Regions from separate parts of the Homo sapiens genome. Here all the other regions are linked to region 1. A link is an interaction called in ENCODE POLR2A ChIA-PET data of the cell type or tissue named here. Cell type or tissue: B cell. All regions are shown on one strand.

Region 1 (5,000 bases):
TGTCCAAACTGCCTCACCAGGGCCCTCAGCTGCTCGTCCTGCCAACACCAGAAAGACAGGGGCTCAGCACACATACGTGCAGAAAACCTCAGGGCTGCCCGTGACAGAGCCCAATCTAAAAGAACAGCCTCGTTCATCCATTCCGTCATGAAGTGAATACGTACAAGGTGCCAGGCACTACAGCTGCAGCAGCAGGCAGCAAAAGAGCTGCCCCTGATCTCATGGGAGGGAGCCAGCTGCCAATGGAAGGCTCACAGGAACAAAAGTAAAGCCACCCCCTGCTGGGAGATATGGAGAGGTACGTGGTGACTGCCTACTCAGGGACACTAAGGGACAGGTTCCAAGGAAATGCAGAATAGCTAAAATGGAGGAAGCAAAACAGATCCAAGATGATTTTGGAGGGAACCATAGGGGCCAGACCATTCGCAGCATCAGTTCAACCATCTATCATGCAAAACCACTGATGTGTTTGAAGAGTGGGTGGTCACAGTCAAACGTTCTATGAAGAGAACTTTGTAAAGTTCTCTTTGCCTGCTACAGGGTGGGAAAGGGGCTGGAAGGGAGCCGAGCGGACATAAGGAGGTCATTACTGAACTCAGGCCAGAGCTGACAGTGATTCAGCACTAGAAGCTGGAGGTCTGGGCAAAAACAAGAGTAGTTAGAAGACAGGCTAGTATCTATCAAAATAGCCTCCCGAAATGAACTACCAATTCACGCGATAACATGAATCTCAGTGTCACTATGATGTGTGAAAGAAGCCAGACACAGGAGGGTACATGCCGTATGATTCCATGCACATGAAGTTCTAGAAAATGTAAACTAAGCTATAGGGACAAAAAGTGGTTGTCTGAGGCCAGTGGTGGAAAGGGATGAACAGCAAAGGGGGGCAAGGAATGTCTTGGGGACAATGGAAATGTCCTATAGCCCGGCTGTGCTGGTGGTTCTACTGAATTGTACTACAAATGGTTGTAGTTAATTATATATAAAGTTTTCCTCAGTCAAATCAATTAATATATAAAGAAAATGTCAAGCCAGGCGCAGTGGCTCACACCTGTAATCCCAGCACTTTGGGAGGCCGTGGTGGGCAGATCACGAGGTCAGGGGTTCGAGACCAGCCTGGCCAATATGGCGAAACCCCATCTCTATTAAAAATACAAAAATTAGCCAGGTGTGGTGGTGGGTGCCTGTAATCCCAGCTACTCGGGAGGATGAGGAAGAATTGCTTGAACCTGGGAGGCGGAGGTTGCAGTGAGCCGAGATCATGCCACTGCACTCCAGCCTCGGCAACAGAGCAAGAGTGAGACTCCATCTCAAACAAAAGAAAAAAGAAAGAAAATGTCATGCATATAAACAATGGATATTACTCAGTCGAGAGAATTCTGACACATGCTACAGCATGGATGAAAGCTGAGGACACTATGCTAAGTCAAATAGCCAGACAGGGCAAATACTCAGGATTCCACTCACAGGAAGCATCTAAAATAGTCAAAATCAGGCAGGGAGCAGTGGCTCATGCCTTTAACCCCAACACTTCAGGAGGCCGAGGCAGGTGGATCACCTGAGGTCAGGAGTTTGAGACCAGCCTGGCCAACATGGTGAAAGTTCGTCTCTACTAATACAAAAATTAGCCCAGCGTGGTGGCAGGCGCCTGTGATCCCAGCTACTCGGGAGGCTGCAGCAGAAGATTCACTTGAACCCGGGAAGTAGAGGTTGCAGTGAGCTAAGATCATGCCATTGCACTGCAGCATGGGCAACAGAGCAAGACTCTGTCTTGAAAAAATAAAATAAATAAATAAAATAGTCAAAATCACAGAAACAGAGTAGAAAGATAGCTGCCAAGGGCTGGAGGGTGGGAGGAGAGTGAATTCATGTTTAATTAGTTTCAGTTTTCCATCCTTTTTTTTTTTTTGAGATAGGGTCTCTCTTGGTCACCCAAGCTAGAGTGCAGTGGTGCAAACACAGCCCACCCCGCATCCTCAACCTCATGGGCTCAAGTGATCCTTCCACCTCAGCCTCCCAAGTAGGTGGGACCACAGACACACACCACCAGGCCTGGCTAATTTTCATTTTTTTGTTGTAGAGACAGGATCTCACATGTTCTTCAGGCTGGTCTAGACTGCCTCAAGCAATCTCCTGCCTCGGCCTCCCAAAGTGCTGGGATTACAGGCCTGAGCCACCGTGACCCACCAAGTTGGTGGGTATTTTTTGTTTTGTTTTTAATGATAGGGTCTTGCTATGTTTTCCAAGCTGGTCTAGGACTCTTACACTCAGGCAATCCTCCCGCTTCGGCCTCCCACAGTACTCGGTTTACAGGCATAAACCACCACACTCAGCCTCGTTTCCAATTTCAAAGATGAAAAAGTTTTAGAGATCTTTTGCAAAACAATCTGAAAATACTTAACACCACTGAACTACAAAGTTAAAGATGGTTAAGGGGTAGATTTAAGGGGGAGGAAAAGGGGATAAATTTAAAGTGAGGTGGTTTTGTCACACATACAAATTTATATGTGTATATATGTATACATGCTCCTAGACAGAAAAATTGGTCACAACGTGGCCCACGACAGGTATCAAAGCCCTCAACTACAGCTTGGCCAGAACCAGCACAGGCTGGGCAAAGTCACCATAAATTCTCTGGGTGAGCCAGCCCAGGACACCCTTCCCTACCTATACCATGTCCCCTCCCTGCCCTGGCCAGGCTCTTACCTGCTTCCTTCTGTGTTCCCCAGTCCATCTCTGGCACCACCACTCTCCCTGACAACTGACCTGGATACTATCATTTCCAAACTTACATTCTTCCCACCCACCCTGGGACTCCCCAACGTGGTCAGCTCCATCCCCGCACTGCCCTCTCCACAGCCACCTCTTGCTTGCCTGGCACAGCGCCCTCTCCCACTCCCTCAGCACTGGTCTCTCAGCCCCAGCCTGTGCTCTATATGTTTTTTTCTTTTTTTTTTTTTTTTTGAGACGGAGTTTTGCTCTTGTTGTCCAGGCTGGAGTGCAATGGTGCGATCTCAGCTCACTGCAACTTCCGCCTCTGGGTTCAAGTGATTCTCCTGCCTCAGCCTCCCAAATTGCTGGGATTACAGGTGCCCACAACCACACCCAGCTAATTTTTTGTATTTTTAGTAGAGACAGGATTCAGCCATGTTGGCCAGGCTGGTCTGGAACTCCTAATCTCAGGTGATCCACCCATCTCAGCCTCCCAAAGTGCTGGGATTACAGGCGTGAGCCACCGCGCCAGGCCACCCATCTCTCTTATCGATCCCCCACACAGCAGATGAACTCCCCTGAAGCCCGGCTACATTCACATCACTCCCTGCATTAAAAACCTTCCATCTTTGTCCAGTTCAGAGTTAGAAAAAACAATCCAAAAACCAAGCTAACCTGGCTCTGCATTGAGAGCTGAACAATCCTACAGCTTCTAAGCCCAACATTCAAGGCCCTCGAGGAATCAGCCCCAGTGTATCCTTTCTTTTTTTTTTTTTTTCTTTCTTTCTTTCTTTCTTTATTTATTTTTTTATTGATCATTCTTGGGTGTTTCTCGCAGAGGGGGATTTGGCAGGGTCACAGGACAATAGTGGAGGGAAGGTCAGCAGATAAACAAGTAAACAAAGGTCTCTGGTTTTCCTAGGCAGAGGACCCTGCGGCCTTCCGCAGTGTTTGTGTCCCTGGGTACTTGAGATTAGGGAGTGGTGATGACTCTTAACGAGCATGCTGCCTTCAAGCGTCTGTTTAACAAAGCACATCTTGCACCGCCCTTAATCCATTTAACCCTGAGTGGACACAGCACGTTTCAGAGAGCACAGGGTTGGGGGTAAGATCATAGATCAACAGGATCCCAAGGCAGAAGAATTTTTCTTAGTACAGAACAAAATGAAAAGTCTCCCATGTCTACCTCTTTCTACACAGACACGGCAACCATCCGATTTCTCAATCTTTTCCCCACCTTTCCCCTCTTTCTATTCCACAAAACTGCCATTGTCATCATGGCCCGTTCTCAATGAGCTGTTGGGTACACCTCCCAGACGGGGTGGTGGCCGGGCAGAGGGGCTCCTCACTTCCCAGTAGGGGCGGCCGGGCAGAGGCGCCCCTCACCTCCCGGACGGGGTGGCTGGCCAGGCAGGGGGCTGACCCCCCCACCTCCCTCCCAGTCGGGGCGGCTGGCCAGGCAGAGGGGCTCCTCACTTCCCAGTAGGGGTGGCCGGGCGGCCATCTCCGTCAACCATTTCTCCCCTTCAAGGACCCTTCCCTCCCACCAAACTGGCCTCCTGTACTGGCTTTTCTCCACCTATAGCCCCTTTCCTGATCTGACTTACCCACTTTTTGCACACTGTAGGTCTTCCCTCACTGCTAAATTTCCAAATCCTCATCCTTAGCTCAAAGGTCACTTTCTCCACATAAGTTTCCTTAACCTCTTCAGGCAGCAGTAATCTCTCCTTCTAAAGGTACTTGCCATCCACTCATCTTACAATTAGCAGGTGCCCAGAGCTACAACAGTGAGCACCAACAGACACTGATCCTACCGGTGCCGCGGATGACCACAGCACATTCCAGGGACCTGCACACGGTCTTATCTCTCCATTCCAGAGAGAAATCTGCTCTGGGGTAGGAACTTGGTCTTGTTTATTCTTCTAAGCCCACAAGAGCCAAATATAGTCCCTGGTCCACAACAGGATGAGCAGAAAAGGTTTGCTTAGCACGCATCTGGAAAAACATCTTTCATGATTTAAAAGGAGTTTACCACTCACACAGCAAGTTTTAGAAAAAACAAAACAAGCTAGTCATGGTGGCTTCTGCCTGTAATCCCAACACTTTGGGAGGCCAAGGCAGGAAGATTGCTTGAGCCCAGGAGACCAGCCTGGGCAACATAGCAAGACCCTCTTCTCTATTTAAAAACAAAAAACAAAAGCAATACAAATAATACAATACAAAAAAAAAAACCCAATCCTAAAATTAAAGACATCTATGATGTTAACTATGGGTTGAAAACAAAACAA
Region 2 (5,000 bases), 50 kb before region 1:
CAGGAGGAGGCTGCAGGCTTGAGGACCATTCAAGATGTCCATTAGAAGCACAAACAGCCGGGCGCGGTGGCTCACGCCTGTAATCCCAGCACTTTGGGAGACCGAGGCAGGCGAATCACGAGGTCAGGAGTTCGAGACCAGACTGGCCAACATGGTGAAACCCCATCTCTACTAAAAATACAAAAAATTAGCAGGGCATAGTGGCGGGCACCTGTAATCCCAGCTACTCAGGAGGCTGAGACAGGAGAATTGCTTGAACCCGGGAGGCAGAGGTTGCAGTAAGCCGAGATCACACCACTGCACTCCAGCCCGGGCAACAGAGTGAGACTCCATCTCAAAAAAAAAAAGAAGAAGCACAAACAACCCCAGCCTTCCCTCTCTCCATAATGGACTGAATCTCAGCCTGCCACACTAATAGGTGCGTGGTCACAAAGAAACCTGCAACAGCAATGTCTTACTCCTCATTATGTGGATTTCAATGACGGATACAGTGCTTTCATTGTGATCTCCATATGCAGAATTTAAAAGCCTCTCTCAGCCAGGCACATGTAACCTAGGCTTTGGAAACCCTCGCAAATAATTTTTCAAGGACAATAAACCACAAACGATCAAAGACAACCAGAATTACAGAAGCCTGAAGACTCCAGCCTGGGCCACCTCTGGTCGGAAGCATGAAAAAGACTATGGCACTAGGGATTAAAAAGTCACTGTCAGCCGGGCATGGTGGCTCACGCCTGTAATTCCCAGACCTTTGGGAGGCCAAAGTGGGAGGATCACTTGAGCACAGGAGTTCAAGACTAGCCTGAGCAACATAGAGAGACTATATCTCTACAACAAATAAAAAAATCAGCCGAGTGTCATGGCTGGCCCCTGTAAGTCCCAGCAATCCGGAAGCTGAGGTGGGAGGATCACTTGAGCTCAGGAGTTTGAGATGGAGTGAGACTAAATCTTGCCACTGCACTCCAGCCTGGGTGACAGAGAGGGACTGTATCCCAAAAAGAAAAAAAGAAGATTGCTATCAGCATCATTGGCAGACACTGCACCAGGCTTGGGGGTGTGGAAGAGCAGATGCTGAACTCCCTGTTAACTCCCAGTAAGGACAACACTATAGTTCCTTTTAAAAAATATTATTTTAGGCCAGGCATGGTAGCTCACGCTTGTAATCCCAGCACTTTGGGAGGCCGAGGTGGGCGGACCACAAGGTCAGGAGATGGAGACCATCCTGGCTAACACGGTGAAACCCCATCTCTACTAAAAATACAAAAAATTAGCCGGGCGTGGTGGCAGGCGCCTGTAGTCTCAGCTACTCGGGAGGCTGAGGCAGGAGAATGGCGTGAACCCAGGAGGCAGAGCTTGCAGTGAGCGGAGATCGCACCACGGAACTCCAGCCCGGGCGACAGTGCGAGACTCCGTCTCAAAAAAAAATTATTTTAATATATTTTTTGAGACAGGGTCTCACTCTGCTGCCCAGGCTGGAGTGCAGTAACACAATTTAGGCTCACTGCAGCCTCAACTTCCCAAGCGATCCTCCCACCTCATCCTCCCGAGTAGCTGGAACTAGAGGCACGCACCACCACAGCAGGCTAATTTTTGTATTTTTTGTAGAGATACGGTTTTGCCATGTTGCCCAGGCTGGTCTCGAACTGCTGGGCTCAAGCAATCCGCCCACCTCAGCCTCCCAAAGTGCTGGGATTATAGGAGTGAGCCACTGCACCCGACCATATTTCCTTTAATAGTGGGCTGTAGGCTTGAAGAAAATGGGCTCTGTGTTACATGCATGATATGGAAGGTACAGTTTACCAAGGACACTCAGCAGAGCAAACCAGGAGCTATCCCTAGGGTGAGTGGGTTGGGGTACAGGGAACACAACTTCTTGGCCTCATACTCCTCATAGGAGCCAGCTTGGTTTGAGGCACTAGAATTCCACTGGTCTGGGGTAAGAGCCAGATCTCAAGATCTCAAGAAGCCCCAGGAGAGCACTGAGTAAGCCATTGATCCCCCACTCTGAGCTAGGACTTTGGGTTTTCTTCCATGGGGAAGAATATGCTCCGTGTGTGTGGAGAAAAGAGAAATGAATGCTGGTGACGAGAAGGGCAGACTGGGGAAGCCCTCAGGACTTCCCAAAGTTCCTATTCTCCTCCTTCTGGGCATGTGGAAAGACCGTACCTCCTTGCTCTTTGAAGTTAGGTAGGACTTACTTTGAACCATGAAACAGTAGCGGAAGTGATGTTTATCATTTCCTGGTGGAAGCTCGCGCATGACTCCCCACATCCTCTTCCTTCTTCTAGAAGGAAGCAAGTGTTGCTATGGAGGCTCCATCAGCCTGGCTCCATTAACCACAAGGAGCAGATCCCCAATACCCCTCCCCAACCCAGAAACCTGCTTTAGACTTGAAAGTGACTCATAAGCCTTCGTTGTTTTAAGCTACTGAAGTTTTGGCACTGTACGTTATTGCAGCCTAACCTTGCCTATCCTGACTGGCACACCCAGAATAAATGGTGTAGTTATGAAAGATGCCTTTTTTTAGAATCCTTTGTCTAATCTTTTGTCTATACCTGGGTTCCCATTACAATTTCTTACTATGACATCAGTGAGTGTCATGTTGCTAAATTGTCTGCATGTCATATGATAGTAACAAGACATCCCACATGTATGATCAGTTGCAATTATGTAACAATGTAGACAAAGCCAATCACTTCAATTCTCAAAAAAGGCTGAACACCATAGCTAGGATGTGGAGAGATGGAAAAAGTGTCATTTACAATGACAAAAAAAAAAGAAAAAGAAAAAACCATAAAGCATCATAGATTAATTTTTTTTTAACGTGCAAAAAATAGAAAGAAAACTACAAAGCCTACCTGAAAAGACACCATCAATAGAGCTTAGTAAATACCAGGAAACACACACACACACATACACACACACACACTCACACACACACCTTCCCCAAGGTCACATGGCTGGTAAGTGGCAGGAGGTAGAATTTGAATACAGTCAGCTTCCTTAACCACCACCAAGAATAGGATGGGTGAGCTTTTTCTATAATGGGCCAGACAGAAAACATTAGAGGTTTCTAGGTCATCTGGATTCTGTTGCAACTACTCAAATCTAGCTCAAAAGCAGCCAATGGACAATATATAAACAAATGGGTGTGGCTGTGCTTCAATAAAACTTTATTTACAAAAGCAGATAGCCATCTGGATTTGAATCATGGGCCCATAGTTTGTTGACACATGATCTAGAATAACAAATCCTTGAAGATAGTCAAGGCTTTTGGGGGGAAAACTAATAACAAGCAGAGACTTGCTCTATCAGATATCAGCACATAAAGCTACAAAAATTATTTGGAATTGCATTATATTTATGTATCAATTTAGGATGACTATGTAATTTATGTAATTTAGTTTACAGAGAATATTCATTTATGATTTTGAGTCTTCCTATTCAGGAATATGGTATTTCTCTACTGTCACTCAGATCTTGAGAAACAATTTAACAGGGTGGGGGGTGGGAAGGAGCTCCAGGCCAATTTTTAGAAGAAATCCTACCTAACACCAGACATGTAAATAGAATGTCAGAGGACCAAAACCACTAACACCCTGAGATATGTGTCAATTGCGTCCATTCAGACTTTGGTCCAGTTCTGTGAGGGACAACGGCAGGGTCGACCTAAGATGGGGCGTTTTATAGGAAATGTTTCCCATGTTAAGCTGAACACCAAAAGGCTTCACCTTCTGCGATATATGAATAGATTTAAACCCTTCCCCCACACCCAAGGAGACTAGGCTGCTGTGGGCCTCAGCAGAGCAGAAGGGTAAAGAAAGACGGCCCTGAGAATCACATCCAAAAACCAGCCCTGGCAAAGCGCAGGGGCTCACACCTATCATCCCAGCACTTTGGGGGGCTGAGGCGGGTGGATCACCTGAGGTCAGGAGTTCAAGACCAGCCTGGCCAACATGGTGAAACCCGTCTCTACTAAAAATACAAAAAATTAGCCGGGCATGATGGCAGGTGCCTGTAATCCCAGCTACTCGGGAGCCTGAGGCAGGAGAATCACTTGAACCTGGGAGGCGGAGATTGCAGTGGGCCAAGATCGCACCACTGTACTCCAGCCTGGCAACAGAGCGAGACTCTGTCTCAAATAAAACAAAAACAAAAACAAAAAACAAATACGTACAGTTAAAAGACTTAAGTCACAACATACATCCATGAGCAATTTTAGATGGCAGCATTCCCAAAGCCATCCACCCCTCCCAAGCAGTGCACAATAGCCTCTTCCTGATGACTTAGGCTGCCCATTGTGACCACCGGTGACTGCAGCTTGACATCATAGTATATCCGTGAGTCAAGCGGCTGTGGGTTTTTGGCTCTTGCATCTGCTATAGTTCTGTCTCGGGTGCCATTTGCTAACTCTGTTCTCTGTGTAGCTGCTTTTGGCAGCTCCTCATCTCTCTTCTAATCCACCACTCACAGTCCTAGAGAACAGACCACAAGTTAAGACCGTCACCTACAGAATCCCAAGGGCCAAAACTGGGCAGAGGACAACTCCATCCTTCTTACAAAAGGGCTTCTCCACAAGAAGCATTTCCGTTAGACTCTAGCAGTGAGATACCCTGCTTCAAGAATTTCTCATGGAGCCAGAAGCCTTTGAAATTTGCCCTTATGATCCTCACCACCGAATCCCACTCAGCAGATTCCAGTACCACCTGGCATCGTGCAGGAGAAAGAACCCCAAGAAAGCCAAAAAGATGGCCACCTGCAAATACAACGCCTGCCACGTGGTCCCCATCAAAAATCTGGAGGAACATGAGGCTGTTTGTGTCAACAGGAGCGCTGTGGAAGAAGAGGACACCGAGAACCCTCTGAAAGTCAGTCCTCCTAGTTCAGAGCAGAACGATGACACCCAGCAGGTCTCACCCTGCCTTCCCAGCCCCGATATCTGGAATGTCGATGGCGCTAATTGCCAGCATGTGTTTGTCCTTAAGACTTTTTTTCCTCAA
Region 3 (5,000 bases), 210 kb after region 1:
GAGTGAAATAATAACCAAATCTCCAAACAGGCCAGTTTTAGACCTACAGGACTACAGGTGCACGCCACCACACCTGCCTAATTTTTAATTCTTTTGTAGAGACAGGGTCTCACTACGTTGCCCCGGCTGGTCTCGAACTCCTAGGCTCAAGTGATCCTCTTGCCTTAGCCTCCCAAAGTGATTACAGGTGTGAGCCACCACACCTAGTCCAGCCATTCTATATTGTTCTTCTGTGCTCTCTTAATGTTTAACCATGCCTTTTATTTAAATAATTCCAGGAACTGGCCTTAGGAGATCCAGAATATCAAACCAAGGTTGAGAGTGTCCCATCTCAGGAAAGAATGAACAATTGATTTACAGCCTTGTTGCCTCCAGCTAGACCACCAGGTGGCCCATTACCCAACATAACCATTGCAACTAGATAATGCTGACCTGCATACCCTACCCCTCAGAGCTTTGCCCCGTCCTGCCTGCATATCTACCCCCGATATTTATTCTTTATTTTTTAAATAATTTTTAATTAAAATATGGAATGCTTCACAAATTTGCGTGCCATCCTTGCGCAGGGGTCATGCTAATCTTCTCTGTATCGTTCCAATTTTAGTATATATGCTGCTGAAGCAAGCACTAAGTGTGATGTTTTATATTCCTCTGAAATAGGAAATATTTACTTACTGTTTAACTTACTTGCTATTATCTGCAGCGTCACAACAGGAAACAGAAGGCACACTCCCCACTTCAGTAATTTGAAGACGACACAATAAATCATTAACTTATTTATAATGGTGTGGGCAGGATGTAGAAAAATTACAATGGTTAGCGTAAGACGGAGGGGCTAGGACAAGGGGAGGCAGTGGTTACCGGGACTTGGAACAAGAGGGCTGTGTACACCAGACACTATGGCCTTTGGTTGAAGGCCACTGCCAGCCTTAGTTAAGTCTGCGGGGGTAGGGGTGGGGTGCTGTGGGAATAAAGACCCCAACTTCCATCTCCTCCCTCTCTCCACGTCCCACTCAGAAACCAGAGGGCAGGGAAGTGTGTGGAGGAAGTCATGAGGCTAGTTTCCTGAGGCTCAGACAGGCGGATAGGGAATTGGGATGGAAAAATGGAAGATATCTCTCATATTCATTTAGGCAAAATGAAACGACTGAACTTCAGAATGCTGCCTTGTGTGTGACTTTGGGCATGTGGGTTTACCTGACCTGTTTCATCATCTGTAAAATGCTGGGTAACAGTTTCTACCACGTATAGTTATTGCAGGGACATATGTGGAGTTGCCTAGCACCCCGTATCAGTTAGCTATCATTGTCCCTAACCCCCAAAACTGAGTAGCACACACCACTACATTTTTACTTTTCACATTTCTGCAGGTTGGCTGATCTGGCTGGGTTCTGCTTCGAGCTGGTGGCCAAGGCTCACAGGCAGCTCTGGCCAGCCTGTCTCTTGTCCTCTTGGACCAGCAGGCTGGCTGAGGTGTATTATTCTCATGGAGACAGCTGGGATGCAGGAGAGCAAGCCCAGGTGTGCAAGTGTGTCTTAAGGCTTTAGCTGTGTTGTAATAATTTTTCTGGAGCTTTGGTAACAAATTACCACAAACTTGGTGGTCTAAAATTTTTTTTTTTTTTTTTTTTGAGATGGAGTCTTGCTCTGTCACCCAGGCTGGAGTGCAGTGGCACATGTCGGCTCACTGCAACCTCCGAGTCCCAGGTTCACGCCATTCTCCTGCCTCATCCTCCCGAGTAGCTGGAGCTACAGGTGCCCGCCACCACTCCTGGCTAATTTTTTGTATTTTTAGTAGAGACGGGGTTTCACCATGTTAGTGAGGATGGTCTCGATCTCCTGACCTCGTGATCCGCCCTCCTCGGCCTCCCAAAGTGCTGGGATTACAGGCGTGAGCCACAGCGCCCGGCCTAAAATATTTTCAAAGTAATGGCAAAAACTGCAATTACATTTACACCAACCTAATAACACAAATTTATTGTCTTATGGTTCTGGAGGTCAAAAGTCAGAAATGGGTTTCACTGGGCCAATCAAGGGAGGGAGGGAGGCATGGGCCCAGTCAGGGAGTCGGCAGGGCTGTGCTCCCTTAGGGAGAATCCGTTTCCTTGTTCCGTGGCTCCGTCCATCTTCAGAGCTGACAGTAGAGCATCTCCAATCTACTGTTGCTTCCATTTTTACACCAACTTTTTCTGATTTTTGACTCTCCAGCCTCTCTAGATTATAAGGGAGGCTGGAGAGTCAAAAAAAAAGCCTCCCTTTGTGATTACACTGGGCCTAGCCAGATAATTACATCTCCAGAACGTTATTTAATTACATCTGCAAAGTGTCTTTTACAATGTTAAGTTACATATTCACAGGTTCTGGAGATTAGCTCGTGGACCTTTTGGGGGGTGGGGGAGGGCATCATTCAGCCTACCAAATAGATCATGCCTGCTAAATTCCATTGGCCAACATCAAGTGAGGGAAGTACTCATAAATGCAGAAAAGGGAGACAATAAATATTTCTTATAGTAATGTAATCTACCACACATCTGGTAAGGCATTTTTTTTTTTTTTTTTGGAGACAGAGTCTTGCTCTGTCGCCCAGGATGGAGTGCAGTGGGGTGATCTTGGCTTACTGCAACCTCTGCCTCCTGGGTTCAAGTGATCCTCCTGCTTCAGCCTCTGGACTAGCTGGGATTACAGGCGCCCACCACCATGCCCAGCTAATTTTTGTATTTTTAGTAGTGATGGGGTTTCGCCCTGTTGGCCAGGCCGGTCTTGACCTCCTGACCTCAAGCGATCTACCCGCCTCGGCCTCCCAAAGTGCAGGGATTACAGGTGTGAGCCACTGCGCCCGGCCAAAGTTTTTAATAAACGCTTACTGAATATGAGTTGGACTATGATGACTCATGGTGCTATACTTTTCGAGGGCTTCCTGAAAAACTTCCTGAAAACACTAGTGAGCACTGATCATCTTATTATGATCACAGCCACACTGTTGTCTGGACTTGAGTTACTGCTAGGTCTGCAGGCAATGGTCAAGGTGGATGAAAACTATAATTTGAGGTATTTATTTACTCATTCCATTTATAGTGCTGTTGTGTACTCTAGAATCACATTGAAAGTTAGGCTCTGAATTTTCCTTCTTCCTCTACTCATTATTCAGAGCAAGATGACACATTATCTGCTTTAAACCCTCTGACGGCGCGGAAAAGAGGCTGCAGGATCTTAGAGAAACAGTTTCCTTTTAATCCTCTTATCCCTTTGCCAGAAACGGCCCAGAAGTCAGCTGAGGAACCATATATCCAGGCAGGGAAGCCATGTACTGCTCTGCTTTGAGCAGGTTAGAGCAAACCTGGAGTGCTTTGTCTACCAGTGGACACCACTCTGTAAGAGTGGCACACACAACGCCGGGTACGGTGGCTCATGCCTGTAATCCCAGCACTTTGGGAGGCCGAGGCGGGCGGATCATGAAGTCAGGAGATCGAGACCATCCTGGCTAACATGGTGAAACCCCGTCTCTACCAAAAATACAAAAAAAATTAGCCAGGCGTGGTGGCGGGTGCCTGTAGTCCCAGCTACTTGGGAGGCTGAGGCAGGAGAATGGCGTGAACCCGCGAGGCGGAGCTTGCAGTGAGCTGAGATCGCGCCATTGCACTCCAGCCTGGGCAACAGAGCAAGACTCCGCCTCAGAAAAAAAAAAAAAAAAAAAGAGTGGCACTCACAAATTAAGAGTGCAGAAAGACAACATATAGTTAGGAGATTCAAAACTGTGGCACTGACTGAGGCAGGGTTGAGAGGGTTTCCGCTTGGAGAAGAGAGGACCTTCAGATGACCAGAAGGTAACATGATTTGTGTGGCTAGAGGGAGAATCAGGTAATATTTTCCTAGCTCTGTCCACCGAAAAGGCCTATGACCAAACAAGTGGCAATGAATTTGCTTATTGCCCAGACTGGTTGCTAAATACCATTTCCAACAAAACCAGGGCTCCTTGGAGAAATGACTGATTTCAGATCTGGACTGAAAATGTACAACATGATGCTGGAAATCTTACCATACCAGAAAGCGAGGAAACTGACAAGATTAGAATAGTTTCAAAAGGACTCAGGAGACAAATTGAGTTGAGTTCCACTGACCGAAGACAGAATTAGGTATCATTGATTAGAAGGCCAGGCACAGTGGCCCACCTCTGTAATCCCAACACTTTGGGAGGCAGAGGCAGGCAGATTGCTTGAGCTCAGGAGTTCAAAAGCAGCCTGGCTAACATGGCGAAACTCCGTCCCTACAAAAAATACAAAAATTAGCCAGGCGTGGTGGCATGTGCCTGTAGTCCCAGCTACTTGGGAGGCTGAGGTGGGAGGATGGCTTGACCCCAGGAGGTTAAGGCTGCAGTGAGCCGTGATCATGCCACTGTATTCCAGCCTAAGTAACAGAGTGAGACCCTAACTCAAAAAAGAAAAAAATAAAAAGGTAGCATTGATAAGACGAGCTGCAATGGATTGAAATAAATGTTTAAAGCCACAAGTCCATGGTTTAATGTATCTAGGCAAAAATAATCAATGGTTGCCATTATGACAAAAAAGACGTTCAAATGGGGTCTTGCTAAGTTACCCAGGCTGGTCTTGAACTCCTGGCCTTCAACTCCTTGAACTCCTCCCACCTTGGCTTCCTATAGGTGTGGGACACCGCACTCGCCCCCACGTAGTTTTCTGTTTTTTCTTTTTTTTGAGACAGTCTTGCTCTGTCACCCAGGCTGGAGTGCAGAGGCGTGATCTCGGCTCACTGCAGCCTCCACCTCCAGGGCCCAGGTGATCCTCCACTTCAGCCTCCCAAGTAGCTGGGACTACAGGCACCTGCCACCATGCCTGGCCAATTTTTCTATTTTTTTGTAGAAGCAGGGTCTCCCTATGTTGCCCAGGCTGGTCTTGAATTCCTGGGCTCAAGTCATCTGCCTACCTCAGCCTCCCAAAAGTGCTGGGATTACAGGCATGAGCCACGATGCCCAGCCCCCAAGAAGT

Evidence for each region. Peaks named below come from ENCODE experiments on the same cell type or tissue, not always from the same donor. Only the 100,000 strongest peaks of a DNase experiment are listed, where the experiment ranks them.
Region 2: POLR2A ChIA-PET joins it to region 1 with 7 read pairs; 12 of 35 experiments call an interaction of 5 or more read pairs at or near these places.
Region 3: POLR2A ChIA-PET joins it to region 1 with 6 read pairs; 6 of 35 experiments call an interaction of 5 or more read pairs at or near these places.

What each region holds. Positions count from the first base shown.
Region 1 is chr20:43,676,822-43,681,821 of GRCh38, reverse strand. It overlaps MYBL2 (MYB proto-oncogene like 2), which reads right to left. Exons shown (of 14, transcript NM_002466.4): 3 at 1-38. Among named protein-coding and RNA genes, the nearest start is that of MYBL2, 12 kb to the right of the region's middle. RefSeq lists an enhancer at 3,222-3,912. In B cell, CTCF peaks have their summits at 72 and 276 (motif pointing left); a DNase peak (open chromatin) is centred at 21; H3K4me3 peaks cover 626 bases; H3K27ac peaks cover 2,139 bases.
Region 2 is chr20:43,726,326-43,731,325 of GRCh38, reverse strand. It overlaps GTSF1L (gametocyte specific factor 1 like), which reads left to right and starts at 4,324. Exons shown (of 1, transcript NM_176791.4): 1 at 4,324-5,000. The coding sequence starts at 4,632. LOC101927200 (a long non-coding RNA gene) reads right to left here and starts at 2,407. Exons shown (of 4, transcript XR_936741.3): 1 at 2,199-2,407. In B cell, no CTCF peak of the experiment used is centred here; a DNase peak (open chromatin) is centred at 2,935; H3K27ac peaks cover 361 bases.
Region 3 is chr20:43,468,641-43,473,640 of GRCh38, reverse strand. It overlaps the pseudogene RNU6-1251P. Among named protein-coding and RNA genes, the nearest start is that of SRSF6, 13 kb to the right of the region's middle. In B cell, no CTCF peak of the experiment used is centred here; no DNase peak of the experiment used is centred here.